Linked DNA regions of Homo sapiens: region 2 is linked to region 1. Evidence: chromatin loops called from intact Hi-C (ENCODE). Cell type or tissue: B cell. All regions are shown on one strand. Links, peaks and the distances in the headings refer to the core of each region. The heading gives the core; the rest is flanking DNA.

Region 1 (8,418 bases), core at 1,621-6,620:
AGGATTCTTCCGGTGAAAGGGTCCAAAGCTTTTGTTAGATTTTCAAAGAGTCTATAATTCCCACTGTCCCCTAACACCCCAAAAATCTTTTTTAGTCTCTAAAAAAGAAACAATCTAAAAACAATTTTGTGATTGCTAACCTTAAGTAACTGAATGTGTATTTAAGCAACTTCCAACAATTATGATTGTAAATATATTAAATTAGAAATCAGAGAGAAATATCTATTCCTACTTATACAACTCATCTATAAAATGTTTATCTTATCCTTGGGAAAGAGCAAGTATTTTTGCCACCTAAATTATTATTTAAATAACTCTAGGGGGGAAAATAAGAGACTGCGGATAAAACATGCAATGATGTTTCAAATCTTTTAAGCCGGGCACGGTGGTTCACACCTGTAATGCTAGCAGTTTGGGAGGCCAAGGCAGGCAGATCACAAAGTCACGAGTTTGAAACCAGCGTGGCCAACATGGTGAAACTCCATCTTTACTAAAAATACAAAAATTAGCCGGGCGTGGTGGCACACGCCTGTAATTCCAGCTACTTGGGAGGCTGAGACAGGAGAATTGCTTGAACCCAGGAGGCAGAGGTTGCAGTGAGCCAAGATCGTGCCACTGTACTCCAGCCTGGCTGACAGAGCAGGAGTCCATCTCGAAGAAAAAAATATCTTCATTTAAATTCAAAATTTAAGTATTTAAAATCCCCTGCCTTACATGCCTTCAACTGTATCATACCTAAAGGAAAAAAAATTAGTGATTTGGCACATTTAAAGTAAAGCATGCTAAAAGCTGCAATTAAAGGCAAATGCATAGCTTTCACAAATTATTAAGGTATGTGCCCTAAATAAAAAATTTACAGTAAAATTCGCTAAAGCTAATTTATTTCCCAAATTATGTTCATAATCATTACACTAAATCACTATAAAAATAAATATGCTGTGCAATTATCTTCTGAAAGTCTTGAAAGTTTTAAACCTGCAAATGTGTGTTTCTAAAAGAAATTTGCAATTATTTAACAGTTAAGATACTGTAAGTTTTTTAGTCTTGTAAAAATAATCTGACCAAATATACTCAAATACTGTGAAAAAATGTTCATGCATATTTAAAATGAATTATTGAAGTCTCTCACCAGTAAAAATGATCTTTCAAATTTTTAATTTTTATATTAACACCTCACTTCTAGTCATCTTTATTTTTAGAAAATCGAAACAAAAAATTGTGCTTATAATGTAGAAAATGTAGGGAGATCACTTTTTATCTTCACATTTACTATTTTTTTCCAAGTAAAACCTTTTATTAAATGGCTGGAAAAACCATTTAAGTTGTATTATTGCCTGCCTGCTTTTTAATAGGAAACTCTTACCCACCCCCATATAGTAGTAAAGCTTATAAACCTATCAGTGAAATTAAAAACCCAGACAAAGAAATGAAGAAAGCCTAGTAAAACAAGAAAAAGAAAATGATTACAACATAACCGGAATATGAAACTAAACCCCCAATGATTTAGCTCCTTCTAGGGTTGTCTTTATAAGGTTAAAATTCCTGCAAGCCACATCCCTTCATGTGACCAATAAGAGAATTATAGCCACCATGCCACATAAGGATGACCTAGTCAAGTTCTACTTTGCTGCATTACATATGACCCACATTTGGAGTATAATAAAAGACAATCATGTTTCATTTAAATTATGTGTGTGGTCTTTCCTAAAGAACAAATTAAGCAAGTAGATTTACATACTTTTGCTCCAGTGGTTAGTAGGTCACTATGTGCAAAATTTTCCAAAGGAATTTCACTTAAATAATTTCAAAGTTCAATAAAAATTTCTAAAAATTTTGAGTAATAATGGTTGCCAACATTTTGTTTTGCCATGTGAGAGTATTAAAACCAAACATAAACAAAACTTCCAACTACTATCATTATAATTTCATGAAAGGACACTTGAATAAAGAGTAAAAGATATAACTAAGTTTAATTTTTTGAAACAACTTGAAATTTTCAGCAAATTGTCTTTATTTCTATTTAGATCAATGAAAACTCTGTCATGTATCAAGAATTCTGAGAATCTGCCTTTGAAACTTGTATTTTTAGTCATTCACTTATAAAGTTTTCCCAAGATGACTGATGGAGAAGGCTATAGAGAACAGAAAAATAAATTAACATAAGGGAAAGAGAGACAAGGGTGTGCCCCAACTTGGAGCAAGGTATCTATTGTCACAATTGGTACCAATGATAGACATCAGTTCTGAAAAAGAGTCACCAATAAAATGTGATTTTAAGTAAAGGGTACAAGGAAGATCAAGGAAAAAGGAGGCAGACAAAACTTCAAGAAGGAAGTTTAGAAAAAAAAAAAAAAAAAGACGGCCCTCCTCTTATTGGGGATCACACTTCCTTTAAGAGATCAGCAATCTGCATATGACCAACTCTTCTCCCCTTTCCTTTACAAACCCTTGCTGAATTTTCTTTGATTTGAGAGGTTACCCTTTCTGTGGCTTTCAACCACCCATTACCCTCCATACAGGGATGCAAGAAGTACTTGGATGGCTCCATACTTTGTCAGAAACAGGTAATTACTGGATAGCTGCTAAGAACAGCATCCACTTCTCCAGATCTAACCTTGAGACAAATTATAGCTGACTGGACAAGTTCAGCTATTCTTCAGATTTAAACCACACAATCTATTTCTTGTTTTAAGTCCCTCTGAAATAGAATTGTTCTAGGGCTATTGACGTAACAGAAAGGCACATTTTCAGACATCTACACATGTATTTTTAATGTTTACTTCATGTTTCAATAGACTCTACAGTGTGCCCAAAACTACCTCAGAAAATTAAATATAAGATAAATTGATTCACAGTCATGCACTGCTTAACAACGGGGATACATTCTGAGAAATTCACTTGTCATCGGTTCAACAACATAGTGTACTTACACAACCTTAGATAGTATAACCTACTACACACTTAGGCTCTATGGTATAGACACACGATATTATGGGATCTTGTATATGCAGTCGGTCATTGACTGAAACATCATTATGTGGCACATGAATGTATTTTACTATTCAATGTCTAACATCTTTAAAAAGTTTAGCTTATATTCTAAAACCAAAGTGTGATTAGCACTTTGTGAAACATACATTGCCAAAGATCAATTTAACTATAAATTTTCAATAGGTTCACCTTCCATTCCAAAATTCTTGCAACTCTCAACCCCTCCCCACTACCACTGTCAAAGAATACGTTGCTATAGAGTCACATGAGAGCAATACAAAAAGAACATTAAAAGAAGCCTAAACTCACACCTACTTCACTTATTTAAACATTAGTCTTTCTTTTCAGTTATTCATGGATATGTACTGAGCTATGAGGAAAAGCACCTTACATCAGCTAAAGCACCATAAGTTGTTAATGACTTTTAAAGAAAAATTTAACAAAAATATTTTTTGAAATTGCTAACATTTTCAAGACAATGTCAGATACAACTAATAGATAAAACTTCTAAGCGATTTCTTTCAGGTTCAGTATGCGTTATTCAATGAAGTAGTAACAGTCTAATTCCTATTTATTATTAACATAAAATAAAATATTATGCTAGCTCCTGGGCCAATTTGCTTTTTAGCAATGCAAACATTTCTTTTTTTATTTGCATAGGCAAAGTATGGTCATGATTCCTCTCTTTAAGAGATATATTTCCAGTAGAATTCTACTAATTATGTTTTCACCTGGGATATAGTTTAACTCATGTATCCACACAGTAGAATTTTGTATATGCAGAAAGAAACTTAATGATACTGTAAAGTTTTCTATTTTTCCATGAATTATCTTACCTGCATCCAACAGCACTACTTTAAAAAGCCTTATATTTGAGACATGGGAACAAATAAATAATTCCTTTTATCTACAACTTAACAAATGTTTTAAAAAATATATTGAATAAGTACATATATTTAACAAAAAATATGTACTAGTACTTTAACATACAAAATTATCAGTAGCTTTGTGTATGCGTTTCTTTTAATGAGTTAAAAAGTGCATCGTTAATGATAAGTTTAAAGTGAATTAGGATTTTATGAACAATATTCACTATGATGGGTCCTTACATTTTTGTGCCAAAGTTACTCAATAAACATTTTGCTCAAAAGAGATAAAAAGCCTTCCTTTTGTTCACATATTGAGGCTTACCTCAAACAGAATCTTGTATTTTAAATATTTAAGAAGGGACATTTTTCTATTCCATTATAAGGCATGTTAACCACTATGGAAAATACTATAGCTATTTTGAGAACTTGTCTTTCGTATTTATATAGTTGATCCTTCAGGATTATCGTCTAATTGTAGATAACACCTAGCTACAAATGCACATTATTTAAAATGGTTTTGCAATATAGCTATGTACTGCATAATGACATTTCAGTAAACAAGGGATGGCATATATGATGGTGGCCCATAGATTCCTACTGCCCAGTGGCATCTTGATGATCTTGACCCTGAGTAGGCCTAGGCTAATGTGTAAGTTTATGTCTTTGTTTTTAACAACAACAAAAAAAGGTATAAATGAAAAAAGAAAGAACTTTTAAAATAGAAAAAAGCTTATAAAGATTATAAAGATAATATCTTTCTACATCTGTTCAATGTGTTTGTGTTTTAAGCTAAGTGTTACTACAAAAGAACCAAAAAGTTTTTTAAAATTTAAGTTATTATAAAATAAAGTTACAGCAAAGTAAGATTATTGAAGAGAAATTTAAAAAATAAATTTAGTATAGCCTAAGTGTACAGTGTTCATAAAGTCCACAGTAGTGTACAGTAATGTCCTAGGTCTTCACGTTCACTCACTGCACACTCACTGACTCATCCAGAGCAATCAATCTCCAGTCCTGCAAACTCCATTCAAACCAAGTGCCCTATACAGATATACCATTTTTAATCTTTTACACTGTATTTTTACTGCACCTTTTCTATGTTTAGATACACAAATACTTGACATTATGTTACAACTGTCTATAACATTCAGTACAGTAACATGCTGTATAGGTTTATAGCCTGCAAGGAATAGCTAGACCACATAACCTAGGTGTGTAGAAGGCTCTACCATCTAGGTTTGTGTAGATACTCTATGATGTTTACAAAATGACAAAATAGCCCAATGACACATTTCTCAGAAATGTATCCCCACTGTTAAGTGACATATGATGTAATTATGATTTTCAATAATGACAGATTTTTAAAAAGTAGGGCACAGACATGGTTACCAGCTTCCTCACACATCTCTTTTTTCGAACCCAACATGAAACCACCACAGCTTGAGATATAAGCTCAACAGGGCAAAGCTACACACTTGGTAGTCACTTACACCACTCTAACAACCAAAAGAAGAAAACGAAACTCCAGCTAATTTACTCCCTGGAATAGGAATAGAGAAGGTAACCAAGAACAAATTCATCTAAATATTCCTTTTGTTAAAGCCTGTCCTTTGTTTCCACATAATTTGTAAGTGAAAACTATCAAAATGGTTCATTCAAAAAAGCTTCTACTATTAACAAAGCATAACAATATAAATTTATGCTGCTGTGCATAAAGAACATTATCCAAATTTTCTACTGAGTAGCCAGAAGAAATTTAATGAAAATGAAACAATATGATTATTGACTACAGAAATAATACCTTTTTGGAGAAAAAAATATATACTTACTTAGTCAGCTGCCCTTTATTCTTGTTGTTATCAACTCCATTATAAGTCACAGCTGCAAGTTTTCTGCTTCTGTAGTTCTCATAGTGGACATTATTAGTAACATCTTTCAAGTCCTGCATGTGTGTTCTGTCATAAACAAACAGCAAGAGTTTGCTTCTATTAATAGCTAGGGGGAAAAAAGCTTAAAAAGTTTTAATATGAATTCAAAATTTTACCAAAACAAAAATTTCAGATTTAAAATGAACAAAAGACTATTGTTAAGGAAGGTGGCATTCATCTGTTTTCATTTACACTCAAAGTAAACCAACAAAAAATAAGCTAACTTGACACCAAATTTAGATTCCAGTGACATTTTAAGACCTATAAATCCCCAAAAACAGTTACTGAAGGATGACCTTTCTATGAAAGAGTATTCATCTTTATATTATCTATTTAAATACTAGACAACAGAGTGCAGATTGGCCACTACTGAAGCTCATAAAATCTAAAAGACACTGCCTTTTAGCAATATTACTAAGGTAATATATGAGTTTTTATTAATACATAATAATAAATTTCAGATCACATATCAAGTTGTTTTCAAACAAGGAAATTTTAGAGTAATTTTCTGTTTCTTCAAACTGTCTAGTGAAAGTGGTATTTCGGTTAAACAAATTTTTGCTTACAGCATTTCTATCATATATAAAATCAATATATATAAGTCTACAATACATATGAGATGATGTCATCATTATTTAATAATTCAAGACACTGAAGATATCCTTAGCTGCTCTATGGATATCCTTTACCAATGTAGTGTTCTTGGATATACATGGTGTGGCAATACCGTATTGTCAGTCCTCTCTCTTCTCATCATCCATTCTATCTCAAACTTCCTATATCTGCCATCATTCATCTTCACCACTTTACTAAAACTCCCTTCTGGGAGACAAACACAAAGGTGTATTGTTGGCTGGGCACGCTGGCTCACACCTGTAATCCCAACACTTTGAGAGGCCGGGGCGGGCAGATTGCCTGAGCTCAGGGGTTCGAGACCAGCCTGGCCAACATGGTGGAACCCCATCTCTACTAAAAATACAAAAATCAGTTGGGCGTGGTGGCAAGCACCTATAATCCCAGCTACTTGGGAGGCTGAGGCAGGAGAATCGCTTGAACCCAGGAAGTGGAGGTTGCAGTGAGCCAAGATCACGCATTGCACTCCATCCTGAGTACATGAGCAAGAGACCGTCTTAAAAAGAAAAAAAAAGTGTATTGTTGTACTGTTTTTATCATTCCTTACAACCAGAGAACCTTTACTGTTACTTCACAATCCAGCTTCTTGAATCTCCCCCTTTGGGAACAAAATGTGATATTCAATTACTCTGATTCATTTCGTACTGACATTTCCATGCAATTCTCTGATAGTTGACTCCCCTTAGTCCTAAGTCTGGTTTTTCCAAAAATCTCATCTCCCAGACTCTGTCCCTCAATAAATTCACGTTCTCTTATAGCCACAATAGTTACTTCTGAAGTTCTACCACTCCACTTCAGGCAAGTCAGGCAGCTCCCTACTCCTGGCATATCTGGCGGCTGACACTGAACAGTTCATGCTAATTTGTCAATCTCTCGTCAAAGACTTAATTGCTTTGGAAACCTTTTTCCCAGCCTTGACATCAAAGCATTCCAACCATGACCATTTCCTCCTTGGTTGTCATTCATTTTTGGTACAAGTATACGTCACAGGTGACATCATATCTCTTCAACTGTAAGATCCCCTTTACAAGGAACATGCCATTACCTTTTGCATCCCAATGCAGATAGCAGATGATAGGAATTTTAACAGAATTCATAACTCAAGATTGAAGCTGAGATATGATAAACACTTTTTGGAACCAGTTTCTCTAAGTGGAGAAAAATAACAAATACCTATGCCAATATAAAACAATGTTTATTTAATTTTTCTTTTCCGTTTTTTTTTTTTTTTTTTTTTTGATACAGGGTCTCGCTCTGTTGCCCAGGCTGGATGGAATGCAGTGGTACGATCTCAGCTCACTACAATCTCTGCCTTTCAGGCTCAAACCATCCTCCCACCTCAGCCTCCTGAGTAGCTGGGACTACAGGCATGCACCACCACGCCCGACTATTTCTTGTATTTTTAGTAGGGACGAGGTTTCACCATGTTGCCCAGGCCAGTCTTGAACTCCTGAGCTCAAGCAATTCTCCCACCTTCGCCTGCCAAAATGCTGGGATTACAGGTGTGAACCACTGCACCTGGCCTGATTTTATTTATTATATATTACATATCATCACTGCATCACTGAAAAATCGTTAAAGGTCCTAAGGAAGAAAACTTACATGAAATGTTTGCATGAATGTGTAAGATAAAAGTAAGGTGAATTTACTAATTGTTAAGTTATTTTTGTTAGTGTCATCTAATATTTTAGATAATGAATAATTTTTCTTTTCACTAAAATCACTAAAGTCTTCTATACGACTACATAATTCTGATTTTTTCAGGTTATGAAAGTCTTTATTTCCATTTAAATATACTTTATCATTTTATGATTCAACCCACTCCTCCATTCTCAAAATAATTTGTTAATTAGCAATAGTTTCCCCACAGTTTCAGGAATTTGTCTCTTCCATTTCCCATTGCTGATATCGTAACTCTTTCTGTTCTCCTTTTGTTTTCTTTCCCCATTTGATTTCTGAAACACCCATATCCACACCCTGAAAATATTTGTATAGTT
Region 2 (8,418 bases), core at 1,709-6,708, 60 kb after region 1:
CCTAGATACAAAATTTTGAGCCAATATTATCTTTCAATTTTTTCAAATAACCTGATAAACTGATATAGATGTTATTTTATCAATTCAAACATCAACAGGCAGTGGAGGAAAATGACAACTAGGATAGTCATCGTATATCCTATCACTAACTAAGTAACTCCTAAACTTTCTCTGATAAGGCATATACCAAAAAAAAATTAGGATAAACTCTGAATCCCAAAAAATGGCCAAACCAACATATTCTAAGCTCTCTCCCACTGGAAAAAAAAATAGAAGTGCCAATCTGCCACTAAACACATGTGGCATAGGTCAAATACATTATTGACATATCATTAAATGTTTAAAATTCTGTTATCACAAAAATTTTGCAAAGTTCAAGATTACAGAAATGACTGAATTTTGGATTCTATCTTCCTAGGATTCAGAATAATAGGTTTAATACTACCTGTTTTAAAAACTATTTCAAGTTAAATAAAGCAAACTACAGTTTTCTGAGTTCTGCCTCCTTGAAGAATTCTAGTAAAAACAGGATATTACAATTAAAAATTTATTCTCTATCACAGTTAAGTCTAATTAGGGAGCACACTAATGATAGTCAAGTTCCAAGCCAAACAGGTTAGACAACTTCACTGAATAGAGATCTACATGTCTTCATTATTTGATATGCCTAAATTTTTAAAGATTCAAAATCAAGAATTCTAATCTCCCCATCAAATTGTCAATCAGGGTCTCCAAAATCCTGGCTAGTCTACCTTTCCAGCTTAATTTTAATTGTAAAGTTACACCTTAGGGGTCAGATCCTAAAGTCAGTGTGCTGTGAAAAAAATCTTGAAAAATTCCTTATATCATCCATAAAGCACAATTACATACAAGCTAACAACCTATCTTCCTCCTCCACTAAAATAGGTAACTGTTTCTTTGAACACATAAAAAGTGACCAATTTGTACTTAGGTGCCCTGTTGTCCCTAGACTATAACATTCAGCAAAGTGAGGAGTTCACACTATCAAACTATGTGGAAGCTAATAATGACTAGGAGAATAGCAAATGCACCTCTCCCACTTCACACCCACTCTAGGCCAGATGCTCATTCCAGTGGAATAACAGGAAAAATTACTTGTACTATTTAAGTTCTCTAGTTCTCATTCTCATTCATTCTCTCTTTCACTGAATTCATCTAAGTTCAAGGCATATTGGATGTACTCTTATAAACACTGCACTATACCCAGTATCCCCAGATTAGCCTCTGCATGGTGGTTAAGAACATCCCAGACTAACTGAGCAGTAGACTGGGTTTGGTTCTGCCATCTCCTAGCAATGTAACCATGGGCAAGTAACCTAATCTCGCTATGCCTCAGTTTCTTCAGCTCCAAAATGGGATAACAATACCTACTTCATAGGGCTGTTGTAAGAATCGTAAGTTAGCAGATAATGCCCATAAAGTACTGAAAACATTACCTGGCACATAAAAAAGTTATGTAAATGATGGCTATTATTTCCGCCAACAGGACTGCTCCTTCAATCTTGGCCCCAATTCTATCCTTCAAAAATTTGTCCTAATGCCTCCCTTTTCAAAAGAAGGCAATAATAATCTCCAACTGAGGCAAACTGTCCTATACCCTTAAACTTCTATGGCTCTTAACTTTTGTATGATTCTACTGACTCATATTTCTATGTGGTTTATCTTGTCATATAAATCAGAAGCTCCTTTAAGACAGAAAATATGGGAATACACAGCATGCTTCTTTGATACAAATAAGTCACTCAAGCAAGTACTCAATAAACATTGCTTATGAAGCAAGATTATTAAAGGTTTTCCAACAAAGTACAAAGAGTTTAATAAAAAAAAAATCTGTTACAGATTCTCAGTTGATATCAATGTGTAAGTTGTAAATGAACTGTCGTAATGTGGGAGCCAAATTTATTCTGAGTTTAGATCCCAAAAATGAGGATTTAGCTCATAAGGAATAGCTGAAAGTTTTTAAGTCAAGAATATTAAAGCAAGGTTGGTTTCAGCTTTCTATGATTTGCAAATGATGCTGTTAGAGTCAGCCTAAAATCTGAAAAATAAATCAACATATTAGATACTAAGTGATTAGATACTTAGTAAGTGACTATGTATAAGGCACTACACCTATATAGATGAAAATATTTAATACCTGCACTCAATATATCTATTCAAATGTAGTTAATTAAACAATGTTCAAGGCTCAGTGGGAAAACAGAATAAGGATATTAACACTTGAAAGTAAGGATATTAACACCTATTTTTCTTTGGCCTCAGTTGAAGTCTTATCATTAGGAAGAGAAAAAAGAAAAGCTGCATTTCACAAAGGGATTAATTAGAAAAGCTAATAAGTAATATACATCTAGAGACTGAATATTTCCTCTAAAAATCAAAATCAGATGATTATTTGATTTTTTTCATTTGGAAAAATGCCACAGAGATTTTAAATCAACTCTCTGGCCTTGATCACCAGACATTATCCTACTAAGTATAGTTTAAAAAGTAATTCTTTAAACAAAAATTCTAAAGTCAAAGGAAATTTTTTTAATTGTTACAGTTCTCCTAATGGACCTAGGAGGTTTTCCCGTAAGTGAAAAAATTGTATTTGTCTACAGTTTGTCACTTGAGATTATTAATATTACATATGTAAAGGTAAGATACAGTGTTTCTTCATATAATGATGATGTTACCAACCTACCGAAGAAAAGGTATGCTCTGCATTATTTTATCCCTCTATCTAGACCCATCTCTACTCCACAGCAGCAGTTTGCAAGCTAGATATACCATACTTCTACTCAACAAGAGATACATAGACAAGGTAACCAATGCTATAAAGTATCAAATTTGCATATTCTGTACCTGTTTTAACTGTGAACTCTGACGATGTATACAACTTCCAAAGAGCCAAAAACTGACCAACAGGTAAAATATTGCAGTCAGTAGATAAAATATTCTACCTCCCAATAAAGGAGTATTTCACAGCTAGTTCAATTAACCTAATTCAGCACCAAAATAAAAATACTAGATGTTGAAACATAGTTAACAAAAATGTATACTACCTAAAAAGTCAAGCATCAACTCAACTTTCTTTGTTAAGGATAGCTAATCCACTACCCTGCAATTCACCTTCTTAAATAACAGAAATACAACAAAGTTACACTATACAATATTCGTAACTTAGGTTCTAAAGTCAGCCTATATGAGGTGAAAATACTGTATAGTCATTTAAGAGTAAGACTGTTATTGAAGATAACTAATCTTATAGATGGGAAAGACACAGTGTGTTTCTTCATATTTAATAATGATGCTACCAACCTACAGTCAAAATTATCCTTAACAGTATTTTCAAATGGACTATAGGCAGGGTAATGTGTTCATGGAATAACACACAAAAGAAAACTCAGACTGAATTAGAGAACCAGGAGAGTCATATTTTACTCATTCCAGTGCTTACATTCAATTAATGAATTCCAAGGGTAATCAACTACATTATTATGATCCTCTATCCTACCTTTCTTTTCAAAATTCAGAGCACATTAAGTTAAATGCTTATATGATACTCCACTATAGCATATAAGCCAGAAAACAAAACTATCCTGGAGTAGTAAGTAACCACCAGATGCTATTTTCTTTTGTAGCACTATGAATTGAAGATAACTTCTCTAGAGTTCCACTCCAACACTATCACCCACCATTTCTCAACTTGTAGTTTCTACCTTAAAATAAGAGGCAAGACATAAATCCCATTATGCCACTGAGTTAAATTTTAAAATGTATGCACATAAGAGAAAATACAACAAAGATATGATCACTGTAGATATCTGTGCCAGTGTTTTCTTAAATCTATTCAGAGTTGACTAACGTTTAAAACTTAAACCAAAGTTCCATTTTAGTAAGAAATCATATCTTACCCACTACCATAAGCGTGAATTCAAAACCTCTCTTCACCGATTTTCTGTATACTTGATTTGGGAGATTGGCAAATCCCACATAGCCTTCAAGGTTCTTCTGTTGCTGACAAAAGCAAAAAGGGCCAAGTTATTCATGTATCAACAGTACTATTCAATCACACTTTCAAATTCCCTTCATTAACCTATTTTAGAAAATTATACTATTATTCACAGCAAATCAAACTACTTTCATGGCATTATCAATAAAACTATCAATTCTTAAATGGACAAAATTATTTGAGCATGAGTTGACTGACAATATAATGGTTAATTATAAAAATCCAAGGGAATGAAATAAAAATTTAGAAAACCTGCCTCAGAGCAAAGATTTCAATTGACAGTAGTTAGTAACAAGATGATTGACCAACCAACTAAAAAAGCAAAATAACAAAGGATTCTTCACAATAAAAAAATTCAAATCCCCTTCATATCATATTAAGAATCCTTTTTAATTATCTCCTTTGATCACACTGACTAATTATACCACAGGCATGAGATTCTTGAAATTTGTCTTCTTATTCATGAAATGAAATCAAAATGTTGAATTTAAAGCAATTTTAAAAAATAAACTCTTGAAGGCTCTTGTGATCAGTGTCAACCAGCTACAGTATCATTCAAGCTGTTATGCCAGGTCCAATTTTGTCACTTCAAGGTTTCACATGATCCTACTGCCTTTATCTTCAGGTTTATCCAGGTTTTAAAGTAACTTATAACTTCATTTTCTATTGGTTTTTTATTCCTAGATGACCTCAACAATAGTTTCGTGAGTAACTGAAAGAAATCTACTTCCAAATTGGTGTAGTAAATAAGTCTGACTTCTAACTTACCCATGGGTGAGAAATGCTGTCCGTAGTTAAGACTATTTGAATAAGCAGAGTCTCATTGGTTAATTTTACTTTGGAGGCAGTCTTATCTCAACATTAAAAAATAGCAAAAAGAGGCACACATTCTCTTAAAAGTTTCTGCCACATTTAAATTCTCATTTAAAAAGCAATCATGGGATCAAAACATCAATTCAATACATTTGGATTTAACAAAGAACAGAAGTCTACAATGTTTACTAGTCATGTAGCTAAATATTCCATCCATAATCTTTGGCTCTTTTGTTCATTTCATAAAACTAATTCTTAAGCCAAATTTTAAAAACGAAGCCCATTAAAATGAAAAGCTAACTATAAACATAATAATTAGGAGACTAATCAGAATCTAACATTTTTAAGTCAAATATTTGAAAGTCTGCTATGAGTGGAGTTAGAAATATGCATTAAACCTAAGGTTTCCTTGGCTCATATTTCATCCAACTATAAATTAAATTTAAGTTAACTGAGACTGAAAAAAACTCTATAAATTATGTAGTATACTCACAGCTACTTTGTAAAGAACACATTTCCATCATTCCAGTGTTCCAGATTCCAACAGAAGAAATCCACAGAGGAACAGTAAACAAAGAATTCCAAGAATTGTAATGACATATTCAGTCCAAACAGGAGAGGCAAATCCATTGAAACACAGCAAGACAGAGGGGAAAAAAAAGTTACTTACATGTAACTCAACAAATTAGAGGTAAATTACAAAGAAATTAAAGGCAGACTTTTTTCTAAACATGTCAAAGTAATATATTTTTGTGTGGGATATAATGCCAGTGAGTTTAAACCCATTTTCAGCAACTGTCCTGCTGAAATATAGAAAATAAGGCCCATTATTGCACCCTGCAGTTGAGGTTTTACAGAAATGGTAGAAAAGATACAAAAGTATAAAGATCCAGGAAGGTATACAGGAACCAAGTTTTAAATTACAAGAAGAAAAAAAATGTAAATTTCATGCAATTTTGCTTTGTCAGTCACTGGATTAAGACAGCTCAGATCAGACAAATGCAAATGTTTTGGTTAAAACCTTTTTATACAATGCTGTATTTCAAGTTCTATTAATTAAACTGAAGTCCAGAATTTAAAGAAATGTAGACATTTAGATACAGGAAAAGGAAGGAAGCTAAAGATGATAAGCAGAAACAGATGGAAAGAGGAGACATATGTGAACTGTGAAAACTAAAAGGCAACTAATGAAGCACAGAAAATAAAATAGATAATCCTTGGCCAAACTGTGAAAAGTGTGCATTTTTATACTGATACAAATCTATGAGTTATATCACAACCCACTTCAAACAACTGGAGTCCGTTTTATAGTTAAGGTAATTAAATGTAATAAACAAAACCCCAGTTTTAAAGTTAATTACAAAATTATTCCATGACAAAATCATCCAATGACTTCCGAACTTCCTCAAAAGTAAAAGCCGAAGTCCCAATGATGGCCTACAGTGTTTCTCTACCTTAGCAGCATCTTAGAATCACTTGGGGGAGCTTTTATAAAATCCTAATGTCTCAGCTGCACCTCCAGATCAATTACATTAATCTCTGCAAGCGAAACCCATCCATCAGTATTTTTTAAAGCTCCTCAAGTAGTTCCAATGTGTACCAATGAAAGCCACTAGCCAACAAAGCCTAGCAAGATCTGGCTCTACTCTTACTTCTGGCCTCATCTCCTGCTACACTTCCTCCCCTTGCTCACTTCACTTTCCCCAACACTGAATCCCTAACTACCCCCCAAACATACAGTGCATACTATCACTTCATGGCTTTTGCACTTGTTGCTTTTTTTATTTGGAATAGTTTTTTTTTTTTTGAGACAGAATTTCACTGTGTTGCCCAGGCTGGGGGGCAGTGGCGCGATCTCGGCTCACTGCAACCTCTTTCCGAGGTTCAAGCAATTCCCTGCCTCAGCCTCCCAAGTAGCTGGGATTACAGGCATGTGCCACCACACCCGGCTAATTTTTGTATTTTTAGTAGAGATGGGGTTTCACCATCTTGGCCAGGCTGGTCTTGAACTCCTGACCTCATGATCCACCCGCCTTGGCCTCCCAAAGTGCTGGGATTACAGGCGTAAGCCACCGAGCCCAGCCACAGATTATTTTTATTACTCAAATGTCACCTTCAAAAAGGCCTGCCCTAATCACCTTATTTAAAATTACGACCCCACTCCTCACCTTAGCACTTTGCTGCCTGCTGTATGCTTCTTCTTAGCTCTTGCCATTATCCAACACACATTTTACCCAACTTGTTTACTGTGACCTCCACCCTGCCCGCAATGTAAGCTCCATCAACGCAGAGATTGAATGAATTACATAAATGGTACATCAAAAAAGGAAGCTACTGAGAGCAAGTTGCACCAGTAGTTTCAAAGAATACAGTATTTTAGACTGCACCTTGAAGGAACTCATCAGATAAGAGGTATAACAAAAATGACTCAGGGTCTGCCCTTGTCTCTTATTCACTGCTTTATCCTTAGCAACAAGAACAGTCTTTGGCACACAGTATTATTTTAAAATTGTGGAAAGCGGGAAACCATTCCAGGCAAAGGGGTAGGCCCTAAAGTGGGGATGAACTTGGTATTTCCAAGAGTAAAAAGAAAGCCGAGACAGGTGGATTGCCTGAGGTCAGGAGTTTGAGACCAGCCTGGGCAACATGGTGAAACCCCGTCTCTACTAAAAAATACAAAAAATTAGCCGGGACTGACAATGTGTGCCTGTAATCCCAGCCATTCGGGAGGCTGAGGCAGGAGAATGGCCTGAACCTGCCTAGGGGGTGGAAGCTGCAGTGAGCCGAGATCGTGCCATTGCACTCCTGCCTGGATGACAGAGCGAGACTCCGTCTCCAAAAAAAAAAAAAAAAAAAAAAAAGAAGGTCCATGAACTATAATGAAGTGAAGTAGTGGACAAGGGGATGAGTGATAGGAAATGAGGTCAGGGAGGCAAGCAGGGGCCTGATCATTTGGGACTCAGCCAAAGTAGGAAGTATATGGATGTTATTTTAGGCATGATAGGAAGACACTAGAGAGTTTTTCATAGGCAAGTGACCTGATTACTGTTTTAAAGATAGCTCTCAGCCATCCAGAGCGGTTCATGCTTGTAATTCCAAACTTTGGGAGGCCAAGGCGAGAGGATTGCTTTAGCCCAGGAGGTTGAGGCTTCAGTGAGCTGTGATCATGCCACTACACTCCAGCCTGGACAACAGAGTGAGAAATTTCATGGTTGGTTGGTGCTGAAAATATAGATTTAGGAATCATCGCCATGCAGATACTATTGAAACAGGATTGGATTCCCAAAGACAGACTATAGATAAACAGGAGGTCGGCAGGGCACGGTGGCTCATGCCTGTAATCCTAGCACTTTGGGAGACCAAGGCGGGTGGATCACAAGGTCAGGAGATCGAGAACATCTTGGCCAACATGGTGAAACCCCATCTCTACTAAAAATACAAAAATGGGCCGGACTTGGTGGCATGTGCCTGTAGCAGTCCCAGCTACTTGGGATGCTGAGGCACAAGAATCGCTTGAACCTGGGAGGCAGAGGTTGCAGTGAGCTGAGATCGTGCCACTGCACTCCAGCCTGGGCAACAAGAGAGAAACT

The links. A loop is a pair of places that touch in the nucleus more often than their neighbours do. Peaks named below come from ENCODE experiments on the same cell type or tissue, not always from the same donor. Only the 100,000 strongest peaks of a DNase experiment are listed, where the experiment ranks them.
Region 2: it touches region 1 in a loop (2.2-fold over the local background); 2 of 110 quality-filtered maps call a loop at or near these places.

The regions. Positions count from the first base shown.
Region 1 is chr7:35,888,065-35,896,482 of GRCh38, reverse strand. SEPTIN7 (septin 7) reads right to left here. Exons shown (of 14, transcript NM_001788.6): 11 at 5,690-5,815. Among named protein-coding and RNA genes, the nearest start is that of SEPTIN7, 91 kb to the right of the region's middle. In B cell, for the core only: no CTCF peak of the experiment used is centred there; no DNase peak of the experiment used is centred there; H3K27ac peaks cover 815 bases.
Region 2 is chr7:35,828,400-35,836,817 of GRCh38, reverse strand. SEPTIN7 (septin 7) reads right to left here. Exons shown (of 14, transcript NM_001788.6): 2 at 5,322-5,326; 3 at 3,918-4,020. Among named protein-coding and RNA genes, the nearest start is that of SEPTIN7, 32 kb to the right of the region's middle. In B cell, for the core only: no CTCF peak of the experiment used is centred there; no DNase peak of the experiment used is centred there; H3K27ac peaks cover 1,205 bases.